2 separate regions of the Homo sapiens genome follow, and region 1 is linked to region 2. A link is a loop called in an ENCODE intact Hi-C map of the cell type or tissue named here. Cell type or tissue: GM12878. All regions are shown on one strand.

Region 1 (8,000 bases), 130 kb before region 2:
GTTTCGCCGTCGCCGCCGTTATCGTTGGTTAAGGCCTCTACACAGCTTGGGCCCAGCCGTTGCTGGAGCCACCCCCGCCGCTCACCGACGGGGAAGGGAAAAAGGGAAGGGGAGGGAAGGAAGGAAGAGAGGAAGGGGGAGGGAAGGGGAGCGGTGCCGGCTAAAGGGCGAGCCGAGGAGACTGGAAGACAACCAAGGCCACCGCTACCGCCGCCGCCGCCACCTCCGCTCCCCTATCTGGGCACCACACAAAGAGGCCGCTGAACGCGCGCGCACCCTCCCCGAGGCGTGCGTCACCGCCGACGTACGGCAGCCTAGGGCTACCAGCCAATCCCCGCCTCGCTCCCCTTAATCCCGCCTACCGCGCCGCAGCGCCGCTCTAGATCACGGACTCCCCGCCCTCCGCGGTCTATTCAAGCCCGCGGCCTGTGCCGCTCCCGCTTCCGCTTCTGCCAGCCCACTTTCATTCCCGAGCGCCCCACTGTCCCTTGACATGGGTCCCTCCCTGCCCTCCGCGCACCACCGCGATTCATTTCCTCCTAGCACCGCGGCTGTTCCCAGTGTTTCTCCCCCTCCCCTTTACTCATCCCCTCGCCCAACTCCGCAGTGGCGTTCGCGCCAGCCCCTTGAGAGACATCTGAGTTCAGCCAATCACCGTGATCCCCTCGCACCCACTTCCGTTTTCGGCAGCTGTTGGACGGGCGCGCTCCCCGGTGCGCGCTTGCCCCGGCGCCCCCGGCGTGCAGAGCCGGCCTACCACCCCCGCGCCTTCTCCCGCCCAGGGCTTTGCCGGGGAGAGAGCAGGGGGCGCGCTGGGGGCCATTCCCAACGGATGCGGTCTGGGGCGCCACGCGCGGGCTTTTTGAAAACTTGACTGTTGGGGTTGGGGGCCCGGATCTACCCGCCGCCTCTCCGCTTGTCCGCTACACCTGGCGTCCCCGCCCCACCTCCCGCCCGCACAAAGATGGAGGGCAGAGGCCTGGTCCACGAAGGCGGTTATTAACCGTTTACAGTGGGCCCGACGTGCGGTTAAACTAAAACTTTGCCACGTGGCCCTGCGCAAAAGCGAGCCCGAGGCGGCGGTGTGAAAGACAACAGGGAACCAAAAGAACTTCAGACATTAGGAACCAGACGAGGCGCGACATCCCTGCCTCCCTGCCACCCTCCCGCCCTCCTTGAAGCCCTCCCACGATGCCCTCTCAGAGGAGGCCCTTTCAGGTCCCCTTGGCACACTCCAGCAGACATTTTCATTTAACCTCAGTGAATGGTTTTTTATGTGTAATTTACATCATCTATGTGTTGCTTTCTTTGAACTAGAATGTTAGCTTTTTTGTTGTTGTTGAGATGGAGTTTCACTCTTGTTGCCCAGGCTGTAGTGCACTGGCGCAATCTCGGCTCAGCAACCTCCGCCTCCTGGGTTCAAGCTGTTCTCCTGCCTCAGCCTCCTGAGTAGCTGAGATTACAGGCGCCCACCACCACACCCGGCTAATTTTTGTATTTTAGCAGAGATGGGGTTTCACCATGTTGGTCAGACTGGTCTCAAACTCCTGACCTTAGGTGATCCATCTGCCTCGGCCTCCCAAAGTGCTGGGTTACAGGCGTGAGCCACCGCGCCTGGCCTAGAATGTTAACTTTGCTTTTTTTTTTTTTTTTTTGAGACGGAGTCTTGCCTAAGCTGGAATGCAATGGCACGATCTTGGTTCACTGCAACCTCCACCTCCCGGGTTCAAGCGATTCTCCTGCCTCAGCCTCCCAAGTAGCTGGGACTACAGGCGGGCACCACCACACCTGGCTAATGTTTGTATTTTTAGTGGAGACGGGATTTCACCATGTTGGTCAGGATGGTCTCAAACTCGTGACCTAGTGATCTGCCCGCCTCGGCCTCCCAAAAGTAGAATGTTAGCTTTTTAAAGATGTTGGGTTAGACGAATGTTTTACAGAGAGAGAGATCATATACCCCTAAGTTACTGCTTTTAGTGCCCTCACTCAGATGGGAATGGAAGAAAATTACAATGGCTTCCATTTATTGAGCCTTTGTGTGCCAAGCAAGATAAATGGGGTGGGACATAGTTAATATGAGGCATTACGTGACCAAAAGCCTCCAAAACCATATGGTAAACGCTGAAGAAGTTAAGAGGAATTCCTCACTGTATCCTCAAGTATTCAGGAAAGATTTAGGAAAGAATTGGAAGTTGCACTGAACCTCAGAGCCAAAGACTAGTTAGTATCCTAAGCAAATTAAGGCTGGAACAGAAAACCAAATACCACAAGTTCTCACTTATAAGTGGGAGCTACACATTGAGTACACATGGACACAAAAGAAGGGAACATTAGACATCAGGTCTTTTTTAAGGATGGAGGGTGGGAGGAGGGTGAGGACTAAAAAGCTACCTATCAGGTATTATGCTGATGACTTGGGTGACAAAATTATCTATACACCAAACCCCCAAGACTAACAATTTACCCACATAACAAACCTCCACGCGTATCCCTTGAACCTAAAATAAAAGTTGGAAAGGAAAAAAAAAAAGATTTCTGTAGGGAGTTTATTTGAGCAAAATCCAGAGGGAACATAAGCTTCAAGAGACAGGGAGTGGGCCAGTTAGTTTGAGAGAAGCAGGCAGTTTTAGATAGAAAATAGTGAGAGGTAAGATAGGTTGAGGGTCTTTGGTACTATGAAATGATACTATGGAATGTGCTGAATCTTAGGTTAAGTAGTTTGGATACTGTAACAAAGGTAAATAGATGGGCTAAGGTTTGAGGGTAAACTAGTCTGATCTATCACTTACCCTGTAACCATTCAGTTATGTGACTTTGGCTAAGTTACTTAACCTTTTAAAAAAATGTAATCAGTTTTATTATCTTAAAATGGGAATAATAAAACATCTTTCTGTTGTAGTGAAAATTAAATAAGATTCTACATGTAAACATGTATACATGCCTGGTACACAGTAAGTGCTCAGTTTATCCAATTATATGAATCCTATGCCTGGTGCTGGCAATATGGCTGTAAACAACAGACAAAAACCTCTGCCCTCATGATGCTTACATTCTAGTGGGAAGAAGCAGACAATAAACAAATAAGAGTGGTATATGGCATGTTAGATAGTGATAAATGACATTAAAAAAATGAAAGAGGACAGTAGAAAGCTATTAACCTTGTTATTACAAAAAAAATTCAAATGTCAGGATTTGCCTATTGATAATAAAGAAAGGGGAAAATGGGCTGGGCACAGTGGCTCGTGCCTGTAATCCCTGCACTGTGGGGGGGCTGAGGCAGGCGGATCACTTGAGGTCAGGAGCTCAAGACCAGCATGGCTAACAAATTGAAACCCCGTGTGTGGTGGCGCATGCCTGTAGTCCCAGCTACTTGGGAGGCTGAAGCAGGAGAATTGCTTGAACCCAGAAGGCAGATGCTGCTGTTGTTAGCTGAGATGGCACCACTGTTTCAGAGTCATCCAAATCTTAAAACAGTAAAAGATGAACTCCTGAAGGAATAAAGACCATAACTTATGAAAACTGTTACTTTAGGAATTTACAATTTTGGTAGATAGTTTTTGCCTACATTGTTTTTAAATAATAGTTTACCAGCAGTGCCCAACTTTTCTGGCACAAGAGACCTATTTTGTGAAAAACAATTTTTCCACAGACCAGGATGTAGTTTCAGGATGATTCAAGTGCATTACATTTAATGTGCACTTTATTTCTATTATTATTGCATCATAATATTCAATGAAATATAATAATTATACAACTCACCGTAACGTAGAATCAGTGGAAGGCTTGAGCTTGTTTTCCCGCAACTAGCCGGTTCCCATCTGGGGGTGATGGGAGACAGTGACACCCGAAGTGTGTTGCTTATGTCCAGTTTACTCCATAATCTAGTTTTGGTTGCTGTCACTGCAGAAAACCCTGCTTCACAAATATAGGATGCTGGAAATGGAAGCAGGCTTTTCAGTGCTTTTGTGGCAATCTCAGGATATTCCATCCAGAATGTATGGAGATTTGAAGTTGTCTCAAACATACAAGGCTGCCGTCACTTGCAATCTCAAGCAGTTGATCCTCTTCTAGTATCGACAAAGTCAATTCTTCTGGCTTATTCACAAATGGGTGGTGGATCCATTCCTTCCCAGCTCAGGGATTTTTTTGTGGTTGGCAAGTAAAGCTCAAACTCTTTTGAAAGCTGAGCTAGGTGATCATGCAGCAGCTGGGAGAAAGAAGGCGTTGGCTCAGTCACTTTCAAAATCTCTGCTAATGTTTGAAACATGTCAGAAATCCCAATGTTCACTCATCGCCCCCATAACTCCAGTTTGGTTTTCAATGCAGCCCCTTTATCTGCTGATTTGAACACAGTTGTCATTCTCCCCTGAAGTGACAGATTGAATTCACTGAGCAGGTTGAATGTGTCACACAAGTAAACAAGTTTTGCCACCCATTCTATGTCACTGAAATGTGCTGCTAGTGGTGACTGTTTTTGTAAAAGAAATCTCTGGAGTGGCTCTCATAACTCAAAAATTCTGGCCAGTTATCTACCTTTAGAAAGCCATCTCATTTCTTATACACATCTCACAGAGTTGCGCAAACAGACATTGAGTTAAGGGCATGCACTTTAATGTCATTGATAATTTTAATCACATCCTGTAAAACCTTAAGTTCGGGTGACAATTTTCGGCTACCCGGCATTTCTCTGTAGATGACACAGTGCATAGACTCACATTCAGAAGTGACCTCTTTGACCTGAGTAGTGAAACCAGAAAGCCATCCAGTCATATCAGCCACTCTGTCTGTGCATATACTGACACAAAATGACCAATTCCGTTTTTCTGATATGTAATCAAAGTCTTGAATAGTTCTGCACCTGTGGTGTTGGTTGGCAACAAAAGTGCACATAACATATTCCCCTGCACATCCTCCTGAAAAAGATATGGCACAAAAACAAGCATTGTTGTCTTGTCAACATCAGTAGACTCATTAACCTGGATTGCATACCATGGTGACTCATTAATCCTAACAATTGTGCCCCAATATCCTCTGTATTTCATCACTTTGTCTAGTTATGGTACTAGCCGAAAAAGGAACATGTGTCACCTTTTGAACTTCAGCCTCTCCTAAAAGTTCATGATAAATGTCCTTAGCAGCAGGCAGGAACAATTCTTCACCAACGGTAAAGGGCTTCTTAGCTTTAGCAATGCAGTTAGCCACTAAGAATGATGCTCTCAGTGCAGATACATTTGATGAAGTGGTGGCCTTCAATAATTGCTTCTGGTTTTTTGTTTGCTTGTTTTTGAGACAGGGTCTTTCTCTTTCACCCAGGCTGGAGTGCAGTGGTGCAATCTTGGCTCACTGCAACCTCTGCCTCCTGGGTTCAAGTGATTCTCATGCCTCAGCCTCCCGAGTAGCTGGGACTACAGGTGCGTACCACCACACCCAGCTAATTTTTGTATTTTCAGTAGAGACGGAGTTTCACCATATTGACCAGGCTGGTCTCAAACTCTTGGCCTCAAGCAATCCACCCACCTCAGCCTCCCAAAGTGCTGGGATTACAGGTGTGAGCCACCATGCCTGGCCAGTTGCTTCTGTTCTTTGTGTTCATTTGAAAAACTCAAAAGCCTTGTGTTTTAATGCAAGGTGCTAGGTTTCCATGTGGAGAAGCAGTTTTGAAGGTTTCATGGCTTTGTTGGATAGCCGGTTGCCACATGTTATACAAAGTGGGCTTGTAGAATGTTAATCACTTGTTGCAATGAGCCTGTAATTTAAGTAGGACTCTTGGTATTTTCTTTTAAATGCAGCTTTGTTTTTGATGGAAGTCTTAATGTCTTCTGATGTCTCATCATTCAGTCTGTCCCCCTTGACAAAGAAGCTCTCCAGTGACATTTGTTTTTTACTCATTTTGGCTAGGGTTAGCTTGTGGGCTTACCAAAACTATGACTGAGACAAGTGCATAGCATGGGAAAGAGGCACGGATGGAAGTGGTAAATAAAATAATGGGCAGGCCATGCTCAGACTAAAGTTAAGTGTCAGATTCTGACAGCCTGCCACCAGATGTAGCTGTACAATTGAAGTACATCAATTCACTTGCCACTATAAAGCCTACTGCCAGCCACGGCTTAATTGTCACTTGCCACTCACTGATAGGGTTTTGATATGAGTCTGCGACTTATTATGGTCTCTGTGCAGTCAGACCTCCCTGCTAATGTTAATCTGTATTTGCAGCCACTCCCCCACATTAGCATTACCACCTCAGCTCCACCTCAGATCATCAGGCATTAGATTCTCATAAGAAGTGCACAACCTAGATACCTCACATGTTCAGTTCACAATAGGGTTCATGCCCTATGAGAATCTAATCCCGCTGCTGCTGTGACAGTAGACGGAGCTCAGGTGGTAATGTGAGCCATGGGGAGCAGCTGTAAATACAAATGAAGCTTCACTCGCTCACCCACCGCTCACCTCCTGCTGTGCAGCCCAGTTCCTAACAGGCCATAGACTGATACCAGTCCATGGCCCAGGAGGTGGGAACCCCTGATCTATGCCACCTAAATGGGGATCCATTAGGGTTTTCATTTCTATTGGCTAATAAAGCTTCACAGAGGTAAATGTCAGGTCTAGACACCTTACATACAGTAGGGTATAGGGATGATCAGAGACAATACAAGAATGTTGTAGAGACATTAAGAAAGCCAGGATATATGCAGTATGACTGGAATGTTAAGTTTTTTTGTGTTTGTTTGTTTTTTTGAGACAAGAGTCTGACGCCCAGGCTGGAATGCAGTGGTGCAATCTCAGCTCAGTGCAATCTCCGCCTCCAGGGTTCAAGCGATTCTCCTGCCTCAGCCTCCTGAGTAGCTGGAATTACAGGCATGTGCCACCACTCTCAGCTAATTTTTGTATATTTATTAGAGACAGAGTTTCACCGTGTTGACCAGGCTGGTCTTGAACTCCTGACCTCAGGTGATCCATCTGCCTCTGGCTCCCAAAGTACTGGGATTACAGGCATGAGTCACCACACCAGGCCAGAATGTTAGATTCTTTTTGGAGATTAGATCAGTAAAGGTAGGGACAGTCAATAAAAGGAGTATTATGTAAACACTTAAATGATGCAGTCAATTTCCTACTCTACGTCATTAAGGAGGAAAAACTATTTTTTTCTACTTTGCCTTTTAGATCACTGCCTGAGTTTACTTTGTTTCTTTAACTCGCTTACAGGTGTCTAAGCCTTCCAAAATAAAACACTTAAAAATAAAACTGAAATTTAGACTGCCTTTGGCTTCCATCCCTCCTGCAAGCTTGATTACAAAAAGCTAATGGAATGTGATGGTTACACAAGTCATAGAACCACACACTAAAAAGAGTGTGTTTTAATATTAAATTATACGTAGACAGAGAAAGAATGAACTGAGAAAGAAAGGAAAGACTATGGCCAGCTATATTTCCAGAAAGCAGCAACTGTGATTTTTTAAAATTAGCTTTTTATTGGATCCATGTTTGTTTTACAGTTAGGATTCTGCTATGGACTAAATTGTGCACCCCTGGTCCCCACGCTCAAATTCATATATTCAAGCCATAACTCCCAGTACCTCCAAATGTAACCATAATTGAAGATAAGGTTTCGAAAGAGGTGATTACATTAAAATGATGTCATTAGGGTGGGGCCCTACTTCAATATGTCTGGTGTCATAAGAAAGACAACAGGAGCACAAGTGCATAAAGGGACGACCATCTGCAAGCCAAGGAGGAGAGGCCTCAGAAGAACCCCAGACTGCCAGCACTTCATCTTTGACCTCCAGCCTCCAGAACTAGGAGAAAATAAATTTCTATTGTTTAAGCCACTCATTCTGTAATATTTTGTTATGGCAGCACTAGCAAACTAGTACAGGTTCCATTTTTATTTATTCAAGGTGAACATTTCAAAAGGGCATTCTTTGCCACTTGTGGTGAAAGTATATTTTTTCTAGTGGACCCTAACAACTCATATCAAAAGCTTTTAAATTTGGCCCATT
Region 2 (8,000 bases):
GACTCAGAGAAACTAAACAAAATTTTACCAATTTGGCATGGCTCATGGAGCCAATAGGTAATTTGAACCCAAGCTGTCTGATACTCTTTCCATCACTCATGCTGCCTCCCTGTAGATGAGATGATAAAGAATATAACTTAAATTTGGGCCAGGCACGGTGGCTCATGACTGTAATCCCAACACTTTAGGAGGCTGAGGTGGGCAGATCACTTGAGGCCAGGAGTTAGAGATCAGCCTGGCTAACATGGCAAAACTCTGTGTCCACTAAAAAAAATACAAAAATTAGTTGGGTGTGGTGCACACCTGTAATCCCAGCTACTCAGGAGGCTGTGGCAGGAGACTTCCTTGAACCTGGGAGGCGGAGGTTGCAGTGAACCAAGATCACGCCACTGCGCTCCAGCCTGGGCAAAAGAGCGAGACTCTGTCTCAAAAAAAAAAAAAAAAAAAAAAAAAAAAAAGAATATGACTTTAGTTTGAATGAAATATAATTATCTGATTATCAATTCAATGCATCATTACATTAGAGTTTAGAATTCTGAATGGTATAACAAAATAGTACTGCATGTCTTTTTTACTGAGTTTCTTTCTGTTGCTGTTGCTTTTTAACATTTTAATATCAACATACAAATTTCATAATACCTTGGTTTGATTTAATACCTTTTTTATAATATTTCAAATACTTGAATTTTTGTATTAATATATAGCAAAAGAACATAAAAGAGCACCAATGTTTATCTACAAACCACAGAGCAAAAAAGTTTTAGAGGGAGATTCAGTGAAACTAGAATGCCAGATCTCGGCTATACCTCCACCAAAGCTTTTCTGGAAAAGAAATAATGAAATGGTACAATTCAACACTGACCGAATAAGGTAGGATATGTATTTCTAGACTTACTATAGTTTATTTGGGTGAATCCAGTTATACTTTTTAACATGCATTATAAATGGCATGCATTTATCTCAATTTGTCTAGTTTTTAAAACACTAAAGAATAATATAATAAAATATATATTAGATAAAAATGTAAGAAAACTTCAGTAAGCCAGATTCCACTAATCAGAAATGTAAGGCATAAAGTAGACTAGGATTTATCTTTTTATCAACGATGATGAAAGATGGCCCAAGGAAATAAATGACATAAACAAGATTAAAGGGGGATGTTTTCTTTTCTTTTCTTTCTTTACAAAAAGCTTCAGCCTTTATTAAACAAAGGAGGAGGTAGGAGACAGATAACGGAACAGGTCAGGACCCCTCCATTCCCCTATACATACGCATAAATACAAACACAGACACACCCGAGTGAATGACAGGGACCATCAGGGGACAGATTGAAGAGCAGAGGGAGACAGCACCCAAGGGGGGATGTTTAATTCAAGAAAACCAATAGCTATTTGGCAATAAATAGATACAGCTTTGGAATTTTCAAATGTTTTTTTCTTCCTAGTCTGACTGTTGGTCAGAGACATCCACTTCACAGAAATAATTCCTGTACTTTCATTTCTTAAAAATTTTTATTTCAGCTTATATCAAGATAACACTGGAAGAGTTACTTTACTGATAAAAGATGTAAACAAGAAAGATGCTGGGTGGTATACTGTGTCAGCAGTTAATGAAGCTGGAGTGACTACATGTAACACAAGATTAGACGTTACGGGTATGTCATACTATTAACCAAAGTATTATAAGGGATTTAACTAGGAAGATTTAATAAGAAATGAAAATCCCAGCAGAGTATAAAATTTGAGATATTTTCCCCATATATAATCAGTTTTGGTTCTTTTTTCTTTTCCTGTCTGATAATAAATACCTAGTGTGACCAATTTGGTTAGAACAGGTTTTCTGAATCAACTTTTATGTGATCTATTTCAGCACGTCCAAACCAAACTCTTCCAGCTCCTAAGCAGTTACGGGTTCGACCAACATTCAGCAAATATTTAGCACTTAATGGGAAAGGTTTGAATGTAAAACAAGCTTTTAACCCAGAAGGAGAATTTCAGCGTTTGGCAGCTCAATCTGGACTCTATGAAAGTGAAGAACTTTAATAACTTTACCAACATTGGAAAACAGCCAACTACACCATTAGTAATATATTTGATTACATTTTTTTGAAATTAATCCATAGCTGTATTAACAGATTATGGTTTTAATTAGGTAATATAGTTAATATATATTTATAATATTATTTATCCTTTGACTCTTGCACATTCTATGTACCCCTCCGATTTGTGAAGCCTACAGGAAATCTGGGTATATGGATTTGTAACTGCAGAAGACTATCTTAAAATACAGGATTTTAACATTTAAGTCATGCACATTTAACAATTACAGGTTATAAATTAGTATCAACTTTTTAAACACATCTAATGCTTGTAATAACGTTTACTGGTACTGCTTTCTAAATACTGTTTTACCCGTTTTCTCTTGTAGGAATACTAACATGGTATAGATTATCTGAGTGTTCCACAGTTGTATGTCAAAAGAAAATAAAATTCAAATATTTAAAACGGACTGTCTCCTCTTCACAAAAGTCTAGATCTGTAAAATAAAACTCCACTCAGCAAAACCTATGAATAACAAGTTCCAAAAGAGCAATGTTATATTCTAGAACAGTGTGAAGCTCACTTACAGCTCAGCCAATTCCTCTAGAAACTAAGCTAGACTTGCCATGGTTTGCACTTCAAAGGCAATCACAAGAACTTAAATCATGACTGAATCTACTGAATTTGTGATTTTGTTTTAACCAAACAGGTTTCTAATTCTTCAGGATTTTTCAGTCTGTTATGCTCAAAGGAATAAGAATAGTCTCTAGAGATTACCTGCTTAATTCTCATAGTTAATGTAAATTTGACAGCCCGGTAGTCCCAGCTGCTGGGAGAGGTTGAGCTGGGGATCCCTTAAGATCAGGAGTTTGAGGCCAGACTGGGAAATATAGCGAGACTCCATCTCTAAAAAAAAAAAAATTATGTAAATTTGATTACCTATATATGGGTGTTTTTCCTCTAATAATTTCAATTTCAGATAATCTGTTACTTTAGAAAGCATAATTTTGTGAACAGCTGAGAGTCCCAGTACAGGAAAGCCCAAATCCTTTTGTTAAAACTATTCTAAAGCTTTTTTTCCTCTCGGGCTTCTAGTTCACTGGCTGTCAGCCTTTTGCGAGGCCTCTCCTGTTCCTCTCATCGATGGTAGTTTTTGACCCTCACTACTGTGTGGCCGTTTTGCTTTTTATCTACACATAAAACAGCATTTATCGACAGCAGTCTACATCTCTTTCAGGGAAATAACAAAAGTGGCTTTATCTTTTACTTTCAAAACTGGTTAGTGGTTTTCTTTGCAGGTTTCCCTGGGGCCTTTGGACTGGATTCCATTTTATTTTCCTTTTTATCAACACGAGAATCCGTCCTGGTCTTACATCCTGGAGGGCTTTTGGCTGCCTTAATTTACAGCCAAATTAGTTTGGCCTTTTCTATAGCTGGTTTACCAACCTTCTCATCTTTGCAAAGCTTCTGGGTCAGATGTGGGTCTGGGCCCCAGGACTCCTGTGTCGGCCTGACCTTTCACATAATCACTGCAGAGTTTTTCATCTATTTTTACATCACGGGGGCAGGGGAGTGGAAGCTACTTCCAGCAACAGCTCTCGGTTAATAACCAGTTTCTGCAAGTAGCAGCAGCAGCAGCAGCGTAGGGTCACGGTTAGGAATTTGGGCTTGGGCATCCAAGACTTGGCCCCAACTTCCAGTGAATTACTTCATTTCTCAGCTTCTCGGTTTCTTCAGGCCTAAAATGAGGACAAAAATACCTACCTTTCACGGAGGTGGATGTGGAGACTAACAAGGCGATAAATGTTAAAGGTATTCGAGAGAGAGAAGCCCGTGATAATGAATGACTACGATTTTTAAGCCCACAGCCAGGTTATTCCCAGAAGTTGGCCCTCCGCACCAGACCCCAGCAGCCCGCAGCCCGCCTCGGGCGAAAGGCCTCCCGGGCTCCTGCGGCGCAGCCGCGCTGACGACTTGTCGAGTAGCTCGCCGCCCTGGAGGAGCTGGGGGCTCGCGCAGGCGTCAGAGCCGGGCAGCGCGCGCCGCAAGACTAGCGCGCAAGCGCCGCGGCCTCAGGCGAACGAACGGGCGGTGTAGTGCAGGTCCGCCATGGCTGAGGCGTCACGGTGGCACCGAGGCGGTGAGGGGTCCTCTTAAGGAGTGGGAGGGACAGGGGCGATTTGGCAGTTCCAGACACCCTGAAAGGAACTCTGCGGCCCCAAATTCGTTTGAGAGATGTGACTGCCGACACCTTTAGCCCTCACAGCCTCCCCTGGGGAAGCGGAGAGGGACAGATGGTCCCATTGCACAGACGGGAAAACTGAAGCCCTGAGCGAGGTGGCGCTCGCCTCTTGCCGGAGGCTCGAGCTGGGCGTTGTCACCTGTCGAGTGACCGTCGCTAGGCCGGTCTCTAAAGTCCTTGGTTGATCTGGGGAGTCGTGACCTTGACAGAATTCAAGCCGAGGTGTTTTTCCCCTGTCCAGCAGAAACCAGCCTTCCCAAGAAGCTGTATTGAGGGTGGAGAAAACGGTTAGGACAGATGAGAGGTTTTACTTGTTTCGTATTTTGCTTTTTCATCTTAAGACTGGCGAGAAGACATCATGATATAAAATCTGTTAGTGGCCGGGCGCAGTGGCTCAAGCCTGTAATCCCAACACTTTGGGAGGCCGAGGCGGGCGGATCACAAGGTCAAGAGATCGAGACCATCCTGGCCAACATGGTGAAACCCCATCTCTACTAAAAATACGAAAATTAGCTGGGTGTGGTGGCGCGCGCCTGTAGTCCCAGCTACTCGGGAGGCTGAGGCAGGAGAATCGCTTGAACCGGGGAGGCGGAGGCTGCAGTGAGACGAGATCGCGTCACTGAACTCCAGCCTGGCGACAGAGCTAGACTCCGTCTCAAAAAAAAAATCTGTTATTAATAGTATATAGTAAAAAAATTATCCCTGCCTCGTAAAACTAAGAATTGAAAAATAGCCAGAAGCTATTGGAGCTTTCCTCCCCGCAGTGTAAGGACTAAAAGTGGCTGTGGTTTTTCCATTGTTGTCACTTATAAATTACATAATAATGTAAAGAAAAATTTTGTCTTATATCTCACAGGGGCTTCGAAACATAAGTTGCATTACAGAAAGGAAGTAGAAATTACAACCACACTTCAGGAATTGTTACTCTACTTTATTTTTTTAATAAACCTATGTATATGTAAGTACACAGATATAAAGATGCTGTTTGTTTGAACTAAGAAGTTAAAATGTGGAGATGAAAAATAAAACATACAAACTTCAAAACCACAGGCTGTCAGGCTACTAAAACTCAAAATACAGTGACACGTTTAAACATAATCTTAAATTCATTTAGATTCATTTCATTTAGAAATTGACTATTTTCAGTTCTTAAGGGGCAAAATTTTACATCGCAAATGTAAGAAGCTTCCATAGTCAATACTGACTGAATTAGAATTATTCCTTTCATTTGGCAGTTCTGTCTTGAGCATAATTCATCCCTTGGGTTGGCAACTGCAATTTGATTTTGTTTAGAGTCATATAGACACATCAGCTGAGTTTCATAAATCAAAGTACAAATGAGGCCAAAGTTCATCTTGGTGTCTGCCATTAGCTTGGTTCTTTTCACTGACCTATTGCAGTTAAAAAAATAGTTTGTGCTGAGTCAATGCAAATAATTAAGGAGGACTGGGAAAACATCTCAACCTGCATTCCTCCTACCTGTGGGTCAATAGCATTGGCTTAATATGCAAAGAGGAGTATTAAAGAGCATTTGTCGATGGCACCCAACATAACAGTAGATGAAAGCTCACTGGCAGTATTGTCTCATGTTGGTATGTGCTACACACTGGCAATTGTATAGCAATTAAGTAATTAATTGGTGTTGTAGGGGTGAGTTTGAGTCTGCTCTTGATTGAAAAGACAACTATAAAATTAGCCAGGTGTGGTGGCACACCCCTGTAGTCCTAGCTACTGAGAAGGCTGAGGTGGAGGATTGCTTGAGCACAGGAGGTCGAGGCTGCAGTGAACTGTGATTGCAACGACTGCACTTCAGCCTGGGTGACAGGCTGAGACCCTGTCCCAAGGAAAAAAAAAAAAAAGATAACTGTAGGCAACTTTATAAATTAAGATATCTTAGACTGCTTTATAAAAGCTTGGTTATGAAAACTACATGCTTACTACAGAACATTTGGAAAATGTAAAAATGTAAGTAAAAAGATCATTTATAATCCCATTATTCAGAGATTTTTAAAGAACACTTTTTTTAATATAATACAGCAACCTGAATCTCCATTTATAATGTGATTTTTTTTCTTTTTTTTTTCTTTTTTGAGACAGTCTCGCTCTGTCACCCAGGCTGGAGTACAGTGGCTCACTGCAACCTCCACCTCCTGAGTTCAAGCGATTCTCCTGCCTCAGCCTCCGGAGTAGCTGGGATTACAGGCCTGTGCCACCACGCCCGGCTAATTTTGTATGTTTTTAGTAGAGACAGGGTTTTCACCATGTTGGTCAGTCTGGTCTCGAACTCCTGATCTCAGGTGATCCACCCACCTCAGCCTCCCAAAGTTCTGGGATTATGGGTGCAACACCACGCCCCGCCACTAGTTAATATTTTTAAAAACTCATCATGTGCCAAAACACAGTTTAAAATGTTCTGTGTGCATCATCTCACTTCTCACAACAAAACTAGGGGGTAAGAGATACTATCCCTGTGATGGGACTCACACCCTTATCTGTCTGAATTCAAAGTCCATGTAACCTTAACCACTCACCATACTATATTGCCTTACTCTCATGTAGAGAAAAAGTCAACTTGCAGAATAGTGTGTATAATGTGTCCTCATTTTTGTAAAGATAAAATTATTTTCTTTATAAATGTGTATGCATAAAGAAATGTCTGAAGAATATTTGCCAGACTAATTCTAGAAACCACATCCTACTTTTTATATTTCTAGTTTAGATTTTTTAAATTATTACTTTTATAATTAGATTAATAAAGTTTAATTTTCAAAATTGAGAAAAAAATGTAACATTTTTAATCCTGATAAGCTGAGTTTTTAAATGTAAATTATTAAACAAAAAATTATTCTCCTTAGTGACTTTTGGGATGGTAAACCCACATATGTATTACTTAAACAAGGTTATGTCATCTCTATTTTTGGACACTTCTGTGCCTGGTGAAGAAAGAACCAACTTTAAGTCCATTCGCAGCATAACTGATTTTTGGAAGGTAAAGTATCTTGTGACTGTGGATGAAGTAGATTTAGGTAGTCCATGAACCCTTGGCATACACAGTGGGCACTCAATGAATATCTTTTGAAGAAATGAATAAAAATAAATGTCATTTCTTTAAACTATTAGAAACAACCAACCAGTAAGTGTTTTTGAGAGCCTGTGTTCTCAGTTTGATACTATTCTTGTAATTTTTTAAAAAATTTTTTTGGCCAGGCACGGTGGCTCATGCCTGTAATCCCAGTACTTTGGGAGGCCAAGGCGGGTGGATCACCTGAGGTCAGGAGTTCAAGACCAGCCTGACCAACTTGGTGAAACCTCGTCTCTACTAAAAAATACAAACATTAGCCAGGCATGGTGACAGCCACCTGTAATCCCGGGAGGTGGAGGTTACAGTGAGCCAAGATCATGCCATTGCACTCCAGCCTGGGCAACAGAGCTAGGCTCCATCTCAAAAAAAAAATTTTTTTTGATTTTTTTAGACATTCTCATTTCATTTGTTAAATAGAAGACTTGCATCTACTATGTGAGGGTTAGGATCTAGTCTATAATTGTGTATAGTGAAATTTACTTTTAAAAATTTCTTTAATTGCCCAGAAAGTGTAATATATGTGGTTTTGGCATAAAACCTTTACTGTTTATATGTGTTACAGTAAGGTACAGTATATAATAAAATTTATATATAAGAATATAATTTCATGGTGTTTTTACTTACGTAAGGGAATCAT

What was found. Hi-C counts contacts between places; a loop is a spot of excess contacts. Peaks named below come from ENCODE experiments on the same cell type or tissue, not always from the same donor. Only the 100,000 strongest peaks of a DNase experiment are listed, where the experiment ranks them.
Region 1: it touches region 2 in a loop (7-fold over the local background); 11 of 110 quality-filtered maps call a loop at or near these places.

The regions. Positions count from the first base shown.
Region 1 is chr5:137,754,108-137,762,107 of GRCh38, forward strand. It overlaps HNRNPA0 (heterogeneous nuclear ribonucleoprotein A0), which reads right to left and starts at 256. Exons shown (of 1, transcript NM_006805.4): 1 at 1-256. RefSeq lists enhancers at 1-35, 297-988, 4,453-4,572 and a silencer at 616-975. In GM12878, no CTCF peak of the experiment used is centred here; DNase peaks (open chromatin) are centred at 354, 644 and 4,804; H3K4me3 peaks cover 1,580 bases; H3K27ac peaks cover 2,586 bases.
Region 2 is chr5:137,885,344-137,893,343 of GRCh38, forward strand. MYOT (myotilin) reads left to right here. Exons shown (of 10, transcript NM_006790.3): 8 at 705-870; 9 at 1,521-1,654; 10 at 1,870-2,508. The coding sequence ends at 2,042. It overlaps PKD2L2 (polycystin 2 like 2, transient receptor potential cation channel), which reads left to right and starts at 4,114. Exons shown (of 15, transcript NM_001300921.2): 1 at 4,114-4,179; 2 at 5,138-5,239; 3 at 7,137-7,270. The coding sequence starts at 4,149. It overlaps PKD2L2-DT (PKD2L2 divergent transcript), which reads right to left and starts at 3,976. Exons shown (of 4, transcript XR_948815.3): 1 at 3,804-3,976; 2 at 2,817-2,945. In GM12878, CTCF peaks have their summits at 4,068 and 4,360; a DNase peak (open chromatin) is centred at 4,068; H3K4me3 peaks cover 2,828 bases; H3K27ac peaks cover 2,162 bases.